2 separate regions of the Homo sapiens genome follow, and region 1 is linked to region 2. The links are chromatin contacts, found by Hi-C or POLR2A ChIA-PET in ENCODE. All regions are on one chromosome and are shown on one strand. Each heading gives the region's core, a stretch centred on a gene start or an enhancer-like site at or near the end of the contact. The rest is flanking DNA. Distances are from core to core; before and after follow the strand shown. Region 1 has its middle 110 kb from the start of SERPINE2. Region 2 has its middle 62 kb from the start of SERPINE2.

Evidence for each region. A loop is a pair of places that touch in the nucleus more often than their neighbours do. ChIA-PET counts read pairs that join two places held with the same protein, here RNA polymerase II (POLR2A). Pooled maps may share reads with other maps.
Region 1: a map of HepG2 shows a loop between it and region 2 (8-fold over the local background). The contact joins two enhancer-like sites. A Hi-C loop is called at or near these places in 4 of 168 maps with a recorded cell type or tissue (A673, HepG2, MCF 10A and 1 more) and 2 of 50 pooled maps. POLR2A ChIA-PET finds 5 or more read pairs at or near these places in 2 of 52 experiments (HepG2 and OCI-LY7).

The regions. Positions count from the first base shown.
Region 1 is chr2:224,142,628-224,148,077 of GRCh38, reverse strand. No RefSeq gene overlaps it. Among named protein-coding and RNA genes, the nearest start is that of SERPINE2, 110 kb to the right of the region's middle. Within about 2 kb of position 2,062, at least 5 of the 41 ENCODE cell types and tissues checked have a DNase peak (open chromatin) inside an H3K27ac peak, as active enhancers do.
Region 2 is chr2:224,098,157-224,103,837 of GRCh38, reverse strand. No RefSeq gene overlaps it. Among named protein-coding and RNA genes, the nearest start is that of SERPINE2, 62 kb to the right of the region's middle. Within about 2 kb of position 1,522, at least 3 of the 41 ENCODE cell types and tissues checked have a DNase peak (open chromatin) inside an H3K27ac peak, as active enhancers do.

The sequences.
Region 1 (5,450 bases), core at 813-3,312, 44 kb before region 2:
ATAACCAATATAAATATAACAAACAAAAATATCCATTTTTGTTTCCCTTCTAGCCTTCTCCTTTTGCTATTATATTTTAAAAAGCCCTCTCTACTACAAAATTATTTAAATATTGGCCTATGTATTATTCTAGAATTATTTTGGTTCTCAATCGGTTGAACTTCTTTTGGGTGTAGAATATAAGGAAAAGATCAAATGTTTATTCCCAAATATCTGGCCAAATGTCACAACACTCTCTATTAAATAAATCATCAAGTTCCCTTGTTTGAAAGCTACTCTTTCCATGCAATGATATTAGCTAATCCTTATTGAATAGTAACTATGTCCCAGGAACCATGCTAGGTGCTTTTCATGCATTAGTCCCCTTCATCCCTACCCCATGAGTTTCTAATATTATCTTCACTTTACTGAGGAGGAGATGAGCACAGAAGGATTCAGTGCCTTAGGCAAGATCACATAGGAAGTAGAAAGCCAGGAATCAAACCCAATCAGGCTATCTTCAGAGCCTAAATTCTTTCAATACTATACTATACTACCTTCATAAGTTTTGATATATTCTTCAGCTTATTCTGGACTTTATACTCTGTTTATTTATTTTTTCTTTAATTATAGTATCATTACCTTTACAACTGTATAATCTATTTTACTATCTGGTTGGGCGAGTCCCCTATGACTCAGAGCCTATGCCTTGGGTTCCTTAGCTTGCTCCGCACACCAGGATGTCATCACCAGAAGCAGGCTGGACACAGCTCTGGATGCTAGAACTAGAAGTCCCTTCTCTGGGGCTACTTTAGACACTTGAAGTTGGAAATATTAGGGTATTCTGTTAGCACTTCCATGTACTTCCCAGAAGAGCTTTGAAATTCAGGTTGTCGATGCTGGCTCCGTCAAGTCCCTGCTCTGATCCAGTCATTTCCATGGTCATTTGGAAGTAAAGGCATTGGCTCATAACAGTCTTCAGCTGGAACCCCATTATAATTTTTAAAGTCTAAATGTATATTTCAATGCTGCCTCTTTTAAGGGCAGTCCCTTTCAACTTCACCTCCACTAACTCTTGGTGCTCTTCTCTCAGTTCATCTGGGCTATGGCCAATACTCCTTTCCTCTCCCACTTGTTCCCATTGGCCTTCCAGGATCACATCCCTCCCTATGTCACAAAGGGGATTGGGGAACTTCACCCCAAACTCTATGGCTCCCAGGCACAACGCGTACTTTGAATTAAAGGCCCTTAGAGATTATCAGGTGCTAGAAGAGACCTTTACCATATCACATAAAGGCTGGACAGACCCACCAAGGAGAACAATTGTTTTTTTAGTCCTTCTGCTCCTGTCTCTTAATCCTCTACTTCTTCTAAATGACAAGCTGAAGCTCTTTTATCTGCCTATAGTCTGGACCTACCAGAGAAGAAAACAATGACCTCTGGTCCCTTCTCTGAGTTTTCATTAACTGAAACCGTATCACAGGAAGGAAGGCTAAATCTGTCAACAAACCCAGACAGACTTTTATCACATACCATTGTACACTCTGCAGGCCCAACAGACTTTGCCCGAGGCCATTGTGTGTTCATCAGCCCATTGAATTCTTCTAAAAATCATTTACCATCCCCCTAAAAATCAGCCATACTTCCCCATCTCCCTTTCTGCAAAGAAACAGGGTATATGAGCCTATGTACCTCCATGGAATATGAGGCAATCGCCCTGTGATTCTCCCTGCGTGCATGGTGGTCATAAATTTTAAAGCTCTTTCTATTATTAATCTGCCTTATTTAGAGTTAATTTTCCAGGGATACCTCTGAGGGTGAAGGAGAAGTTCTCTTGGCCCCAAATATTGAGACTTTGACTCACCCATTCCCCATCAAGTCCCTGACCATTCACCCACAGAGCTGTTGTACAGTCTCTACTAACTTCCTGAAGGCCAAAAGAAGAGAGCAAATTCCAATAAATAGCAAATGAAGTTCTGACCAAGCTACCAAGCCCAGCAATGGGTCACGTGCTCTTTAGAACATCCTTTCATGTTTCCAGAACAGGATGTGATTCATTCCCAAGGCGGCGTCCTCCCAGTCACACACACCAATAAAGGAGAGCTTGGGCCAGATACAACAAAATCACAAACAACTGCACAAAGGGTATGTTTTCCCATGGAATGTGCCCTATGATATTATGCAGCAATGTAGCCTTCTATTTCCATATTGCTTAAGCCTACAGTAAAGTTAGCTTCTATCTCTTGAATTCACAGCAGGTTGCAATGCTGTGGGTGCTTGGACTGGGCTGAGTAGTGATGGTGATGCTGGTCTGAGATTTAAAATATTTGACAACAGGTTTAGTCACCCCACAGGTTGATGATTAAGAAGAAAATTGCCAGAAGACACAATTGCCAGAATTTAGGGGAAGACTTCCCTGGGACTGTCAATTCTTCCAAAAACAAACCAACCAACAGACACCCCCACGGCATTTACCATAGTGCCTGGAACACAATAGGCTGTCATTAAATGTTCCTTTAATATGAAGAGAGAATATGTTTCATAAATGCAAAGGAAATCATATAGGTTGTATAAAGTTAATGGTTAAAGACCCAACATTTCAAGCCTAATACTTTTTGAAAAGAAATTCAAATTAAAATTTCTTTAAAAAATGTTAATGAACCTCACTTGAAATCTTAGGGGCTTTCCTTGGCTTTGTGCTACATTTTAGAAATTAGATAAAGAAAGAAACCTGGAGGTTTATGAAAATTTTGATTTATATAATTACTTTTCAAAAACCATGTCGTATCTTGCAAGACCTTCTAGGCTCTGTGCCTTTGTGCAAGTCTGTTTCTTTATGCTTGATTTGAAATTATTTTAGATAATACACATTGATTGAATGAGGCTCTTTCCCCTGAACCCCATTTTCCCTCAGCATTCCTCTACCATGAAAACATGTGCACACTCAGACACACACACCTAACATACCAAGGACATTTTCATCAAAATATTTGATTGGATTCAACTGGATCTCCTTCATTTTACAACTCAGTTTGAGAGTCTAGGTACAGACAAGCTCAAATCCAGTCTTATTTTCATTTATACCCTATTACATTATTTATTAGATAATGGGTTGTTGTCCCTATTGTAATCCTGAGTGAAAATTGGTATCCCTGACAGAGTAAATAAATAGAGGGAAAACCAAAACATTTTCAAGTGAATCACTACATTTCTCATTGAATGTATAGCTATATTTTGCAAGTTTCCTTTTTATTTTTATAAATTGATGATCCCCCAGGGAAGCATCTACACAGACAGCGTCCCATATAGACAGTGTCTCACATGCTTTAACCTCTTACTTCAAGTGACTTGTTGGCAAGTGGTCCTCCAAAAAGAGACTTGTTCTATTTCAACTTATTCTGGTTGTGAGAGCCTTGATGTAATGCCTCAAACTTGTTTTTTCAGTAAAGTGTGTGGATTTTAAGCATTGTTTAATATCAATAGACTCAGGAACTGGACTTATTTTCTCTTTTTTTAAACTCTGTGAAATTGCACAGGTTTTGGTGATTTCTGATTTTTCACAGGTTTTTTTTTAATGTTTCCTAACAAAGCAATTATTAAAAGCCTTGACCCTGAGTCTATCTCACATGCTCCATTTAAATTTACTTCTATGAAGTGGCCCTCTTTTAAGACAATTAGGAAGCTATTCAGTAATTCTTTGAATTTAACCCCTAACATATTCATAGCTGGGTTCTTACAATGAAGTTTCTTTGTCAGAATCCCACTACCTTTAGAATATTTTATTAGGATTTCAATATTTCCAAATTTAGAGGCATAAAATCTCAAAACAATCTTGGCAATATGTTCCAGTATGAACAATATGTGGCGCTGGGTGCAGTGGCTCACGCCTGCAATCCCAGCATTTTGGGAGCCCGAGGTGAGTGGATTGCTTGAGCCCAGGAGTTCGAGACCAGCCCAGGCAAAAGGGCAAAACCCGGTGTCTATTAAAATAATAATAATAATAATACAAAATTAGCTGGGCATGGTGGCCTGTGTCTATAGTCCCAGCTACTCAGGAGGCTGAAGTAGGAGGATCGCTTGAGCCAGGGAGGTGGAGACTACAATGAGCCAAGATTGTGCCACTGCACTCCAGCCTGACAGCCTGAGTGACAGAGACAGACTTTGTCTCAAAAAAAAAAAAAAAAATTATAATACCTTACTCAGTAGAATATTCTGATACATTTCTTAACTGAAACATACATCATCTTTATTGACCCCACTTCATAACACAAGTGCTATCATTCTGGTCGAGTCAGAAGAGGTGGTGCTAAGACACCACTGCCTGTTTGGAGGACTTCTTATGTGCTGGGCAGTTCCAGAAGCACCCATGCATGGGAGGCTGTATCCAGGAGTTGAAGATGATTTGTGGAGTGGTTTTCTTAATGGTTGCTGATTCCTAGAATTGCTTAAACAGTAAAAGCATAAGCCTATGTTACTAGGCTCTATTTATTAATGAGCCTTTGGCTTTGATTTTGGCTTGATTGATTAAGCTCATTGCCATCCATAATCCCCAAAATTAGTTGTAGAAAGAGTGCAGAAGAAGACCTTGTTGAGGAGCACCAAGATGACACTCAGTAAAGTACACAAATTTGCGAAAATTTTGCTTCTGATATTCATATAATCCAATTTTCTTGATATTTAGAAAGAAATATATTCCTTATCCTCCTCCTGCCACAGAAGAAAAAAAGGTTTACTTGTTGCTTTCAAATGTCTATCAAGATCATTACATTTTTTTCTTTCATTTACACATGTAGCAGACAAGAGGTAAGGCAAAGTGGAGTCCTTACATCCCAGAAATGTTTTATCTGACCCAGTAAAACAATTTTGTTTTGATTTTTCTTTTAAAGCCAATATATATTTATTATGGGTTTTGTATTTTTGTTATTTTCCAGATGTTATTTAGTCTTTGATTTTCTGTCACCATTTACTGGCCAGAAGAGGGCTCAAAAGTGTTGGAAATTCTAGACAACTCCTGTTGTTTTCTTTCCCTTGAACTGATTTGTATATATTAACAATTGTTTTTGTAAATTGCTTCGTGGGATCTTGGGTGTCACTTTTAGCTGTCATTTTTTTTTTCCTTTTTTATACACTTCACAGGATAGCAGTATTTACTTTTATGCAGCTCAGATTTCATGGTTCAGCAACATTTGTTCTAATGACAAATCTCCTGTCTTTTATGCAGTGAGTCAATGACACATTTGGAGTAATTTGATTAATACACTACTTTTTAAATAGTCAACAAAACCCCATATTTCATAGCTTCACTTCAACAGGAAAAAGTTTACATGCTTCAACTGTTATGACAACCTTAAGTCATATCTGAAGTATTTTAGAACATTTATCTCCATAGTCAATGCCTACTTTATTACTTCCCTTATTTTGTTTTTCTTGTCACTCTTTTTTCCCCTTCTATTACTTTTGGATCATTTATA
Region 2 (5,681 bases), core at 273-2,772:
CTTTATGCTGAGGCATCAGTTTTTCCTGCCTCCGAACTCAAACCAAAACTTCAATTCTTCCTGGGTCTCAAGCCTGCCGGTGTTTGGGCTGAAACTCCAACACTGGCTCTCAATTTGCCGTCTGTGGATCTTGGGACTTGTCAGCCTCCATAATCACATGGACAATTACTTTTACTCTCTCTTTCTTTGGACAACCACAATATACACATTTACCTTTATAATTTTAAAAATAAACTGCAGAAGAGTTTGGTCAACTTCCAAAACAAAATCCCACGGAAATGTTTCTTTACTTGTAAGTTATATAAACATCTTATTGAAGTATAGCATACATGCAGAGAAATACACAAATCACAAGTGTACACTTGAATTCTCACAAAATTAATACCTCCCCAACTAGTTCCCTAATCAAGAACCCCTTCTGCCCTTTCCAGTGTTTACCTCCCAAGGGTACCCACCATCCTAACTAAAACCTAGATTGGTTTTGCCTGATTTTGAACTTTATGTAAATGGAGGTATACAGTATGTACTCTTTTGTGTCTGGCTCATTTTACAGCACATTATGTCTATGAAATTCATCTATGTTGTAATGTGCAGTTGCTGTACAGTATTCCACTGTATGAATCCACGATTTGTTTACATATCCTGCTGGATTATTTTCAGTTTTCAGCTGTAATGAACTGTGTGGCATGATTATTCTTGAACAGTGGCCTTGGGGAATATATTAGATATAGATATATGGCTTGTGAAGATGCCATTGGAACTTCTAGGAAGGGTGATTATAAAAATGTTTCTGGGAATAATGGGTGGTAAAATATAAATTAATTTCATGGGAATTTTAATAGGAATTTGCATTAACTCTATATATAACTTTGGCAAAAACTGAAGATTTATCATCTGTGATTCAGGAACATGACAGTTGTCTCCATTTATTCAAATTCAAGTTTTTGTTCAATAATGCTTCTCGCACACTCACCTAATTTGATGTACATTGGCCCCAAAGTGGAAAGAAGGAGATGGAAAGGAAATAAGAGGAAGGAAACTCTGACATCTCTTTCACCTGTCAGTGTTGCGCCATGTTGCCAAAACATTGTTCTGGGCCATATTTGCTCATCGGTTCTGAGAGTAAATATGATGCTTTTGGTTTCCTCACTTGCATGGGTATTAATTTAGTCCAGTCATTAGCTTTCACAAGACACCTTTTGCCTTCATTTTTAGTTATCTATTGCTCATTTAACTTTATGTGCCTGACCTTTAAAGTGTACACTCACGGGAAAGCTCCCTGGGGAACCATTTGGGTTGTTTTAGAGACTTCCTTTTCTGCCTCAAGCACTTTGAGAAACGCCCTTCCCTCTTGAGTCATACTCCTGTTTAAAATCTTTTCTTCACATTTAAAAAACATCTGTTTCAGTACAATCTTGTACACATGTCTTAAGACATCTAGAATTCTTTCCATGTCTAGGATTGCTATGAAATGGTCATCAAGGCATGCCAGGAATTGACTAGACATCCTGCTTTAGACAAAGCTTCTAGCTGATAGTGAAGTGCTGAGGCATCCTGTTGCTATTGCATCATACTTCTGAGTTGAGCTGGTTCAATAATTCTTCATTGGAAAAGCATCTGCTAGACCGTCTGCCAATGACAGGGCCTTGGTGTAAACCATGGGCATGTTTTGTGACACTGAGCTCCTTCCAGCACTTTCCAGGTGGGGATAACTCCCTTGTCACTTGGTCAGTACTGCAACTCTTGTGCTCTCCTTGAACCTCTGTGCTCCTGGACCTGTGCAACAGGAACCCCTGAGGCCCTCTGTGGACCACAGGGAGTGCCTATCCTCCCCAGTAAACCAGATTATAGTCCTTACTCATCTTTTTGGCCCGTCTGCTCCATTAAGCTTCCCACCTCCAGACATTTCCAGGTGAGAGGCAGACAACACTCTTGTTGCTTGCTAATGACCCCAGACACATTTTAAGCTCTTATAGTTACTCCCTTGCCACCCTCCACTCCACTCAGCTATCTACACAGTGCAAACCTGCTCATTCTGAAGCTTAGTCAATTATCTCTCCAGGGAGTTGATGGACAGCCTCCTCTCAACTAAATCCCCAAACCCTAGGAATAATCCTGTTGAAGATCCAGGGTCACATGGCTAGGCAGGATGATGGTGGAGATGGAGAAAGTAACCACCCACCATTACATGGAGCCAGTGATCCCTGATTCCCTATCGCTCTTTCCATTTCCCCTTTCCTTCCCAGAAACCCCATCCCTATGCCCTGTCTGCTGAGGATAACAGGGCCAGATCTGCAGCCATTTAGTCAGACCCAAGACAGGGGCTTGGCCTTGACTTTTTAGAGCTAATTTTAGAATTTAGGGGTATATAACAATTTATTTGTCCTCAGTTTTGGTCCTAAGTCAACTATCTAAAAATAATATTATAAGTCTTAAGATACAAAAGGAAACTTATAATACAATAATGTCAGATAGTTATAAATGTCATAAACACAGTGAAATAGGGGCCAGGCACAGTGGCTCACACCTGTAATCCCAGCACTTTGGAGGATGAGGTGGGAGGATCACTTGAGGCCAGGAGTTTGAGACCAGCCTGGCCAACATGGCTAAACCCCATCACTACTAAAAATACAGAAATTAGCCAGGCGTCGTGGCATGCACCTGTAATCCCAATTACTCAGGAGCTTGAGGCATGAGAATCACTTGAACCTGGGAAGCAGAAGTTGCAGCGAGCTGAGATCATGCCACTGTACTCCAGCCTGGGCGACAGACCGAGACTCTGTCTCTAAAAGAAAAAAAAAGAAGAAAAGAAAGGAAATGAAATAGGACAATGGGATTGACCATGGAGGGGAAGGTCCAAGACAGCCTCTTTGAGGAGGAAGCATCTGAGCACCCACCAGAATGACAAAAGTCTCTGAGCCCTTTGGAGATCTGGAGGAAGGGCATTTCAGGCAAAGGGAACAACAACAGCATGTGCAAAGACTCTGAGGTGGGAGTAAGCATGAAAATTTTGAGAAACAGAGAGAAAACCAATGTTCCATGCAATATGCATTTTGCTTGGGGATGGGCATGATTTCACCCCCATCCTCAAATTGCTACCTAAAGGACACCTTTCATTGATAACATTGAGGACATTGCAGAGCCTGTCCTCACATTGGAGGGAGGGACAGGTGATGGTCACTGAAGCCGTTCTTAGAAAGAACCATCCACAAGCAAGTTTCACATAACCACGTAATTCAACCTTGGACCCTTAGACATCGCTAACATAAAAATCATTCTTGTCTACTTTTATGTGATATATATACACTGGAAACACAACACTGGATTAATTATTCTCTGCAGATGTCTGAACATCCTTTAAAAGGAAATAGCTAATTAACTTCTTCATAAAGGTCCTTGGCACCCAGGAAGCAGCAGTTACAATTCTGAGTAATATAATCAAGAAGGCTTTATACAATCAGTTGAACCAAACAAAGAAAGACATTTCTTGGTATGCATATTAGCAGCAGTACAGGAAAATAAGCTGTTGAACATGTCATTGGAACTTCTAGGAAGGGTAACTATAAAAATGTTTCTGGGAATGATGGGTGGTAAAATATAAATTAATTTCATTATTCTCATACTTGGCTAAGATTATAAAATGCCATTGATATTTCTTTAAAAAGTAAAACTTTCATTTTCAAAACATCTTTATTTTTTTAGAAGCCATTCCAACTTATCTCTCCAGTGCAGAATTATGATAGAACTCTCTCATTCCTCTGCTGTTAGGAGAGCCTGGAGCACTGGCCACACTTGGTTCTCTTCTGGGGAATGCACTTCCACACTCGAGGCCAATGCTGAAATAGGCATGCAAGGGGTGTGAAGTGACCTGGAAGGGCAGTGGAGGCTCTCCACAGCCTGTCACTGAAACCCTGGAGCGGTACTTAGAGAATCAGTGTCTTACAAATCTTCCCTGAACTCCTCCACTGTTTTCTGCTTCACACCTGTGAGCTTTTTCTCTATAAGGGCTCAGAGTCCATTGACCGTGATTGGAGACTGAAGCCATGGCTAAGCTGTTTTGTGGCAGTCTTCCCACACTACCAGACACGAACTGACAAAAACAGAACAAAGCCAAGGCCCTTGTCTTTTCTCCTTCCATCAAAAAACAAGTCTCTATGCATCTCAGTTCACTCAAATCGACTTCTACTCCAGTCTCTGAACTTTGTGCTCTGTATGAAGAGCCAAGTGTGCTGGGTGCAGTGGCTCACGCCTGTAATCCCAGCACTTTGGGAGGCCGAGGCGGGTGGATCATGAGGTCAGGAGATCGAGACCATCCTGGCTAACAAGGTGAAACCCCGTCTCTACTAAAAATACAAAAAATTAGCCGGGCGCGGTGGCGGGCGCCTGTAGTCCCAGCTACTCGGGAGGCTGAGGCAGGAGAATGGCGTGAACCCGGGAAGCGGAGCTTGCAGTGAGCCGAGATTGCGCCACTGCAGTCCGCAGTCCGGCCTGGGCGACAGAGCGAGATTCTGTCTCAAAAAAAAATAAAAATAAAAATAAAAAAAAAATAAAAGGTGCAGCTCACTGTCAGCGCTCATTTAATTTTACATAAACACACTATTTGAGGCTGAAGCAAATATAACTGATTTTCAATGTGAAAATAAAATATAAAAACTGTTCTTGGAATTATTTCTAAACAGAACTAACATGGGAATCGTCTGAATCATCAGAATAATCTATTTCGGAAAAATCAGATTCATCCAGTGAATCTTTGGCCAACAACTGTTCGGGAACGATGTTAACATCACTCGTAGGAATGCTATGTTTTCTAGGATTTGACATTTTCAGTGACCGAGAATTACTATATTTTGTCAATGGGAAATACCACTACTAAAAACAAAATGCTATAAATAGAATGATGCTTTTTTTCCCAAAATTGATATACGAAAGCAATGTGAAAATAATAATGAAAGCGATGTATTTCGTGACAAAGTTATCTCCAAATAAATGCTGCAGCCGCAAGTGCCGCCGGCGACTGTCCTTGGGGAAACAAGAAAAGAGTTAAAAGCAGAGCGTTTTCTCCAGTTCATTGCAGAAAAGGAAGTCAGAGATTCAGAACTGGGGAAGAATTGGATACGCTCTTGCTAGCTTGAAGATGGAGAAGGCCATTTGGCAAAGAATGCAGGCAGCTTGTAGGAGCTGAGTGCAGCCCCTGGCTGAAAGCCCACAAGGAAATGGGACTTGAATCCTACAACTCTAAGGAACTGAATCCTGCCAATAACCCAAATGAACTTGGTAGTCGATTCTTTTCCTGAAGCCCACAGACAAGAACTCAACTTGACTGACACCTTGACTTTGGCCTTTGTGATCCTGAGCAGAAAACCTAGCTACTTCATGCATAGACTTTTGACCTGCAGAACTGTGACCTGATAAATGGGTATTGGTTGAAGCCACTAAGTTTGTGGTAATTTATTACATATCAATTGAAAACTAATACACAGGTAATGGTTCTTTGGTTAACCAAAGTCAAAGTTTTGAAATAGCAGTGGATGTCCTCAGCCTCAGAGTCCTACTCTTTGCTCTAGGGAAGGACGGGACATGCCAGTGCAATCCCCGAGCCTCCAGAAAGTCATACATGTGTACAGTTCCAGGGTGGGATCTAAGATAGCCAGCTTGGCCTCAGACCAAAAATTATTAGAAAT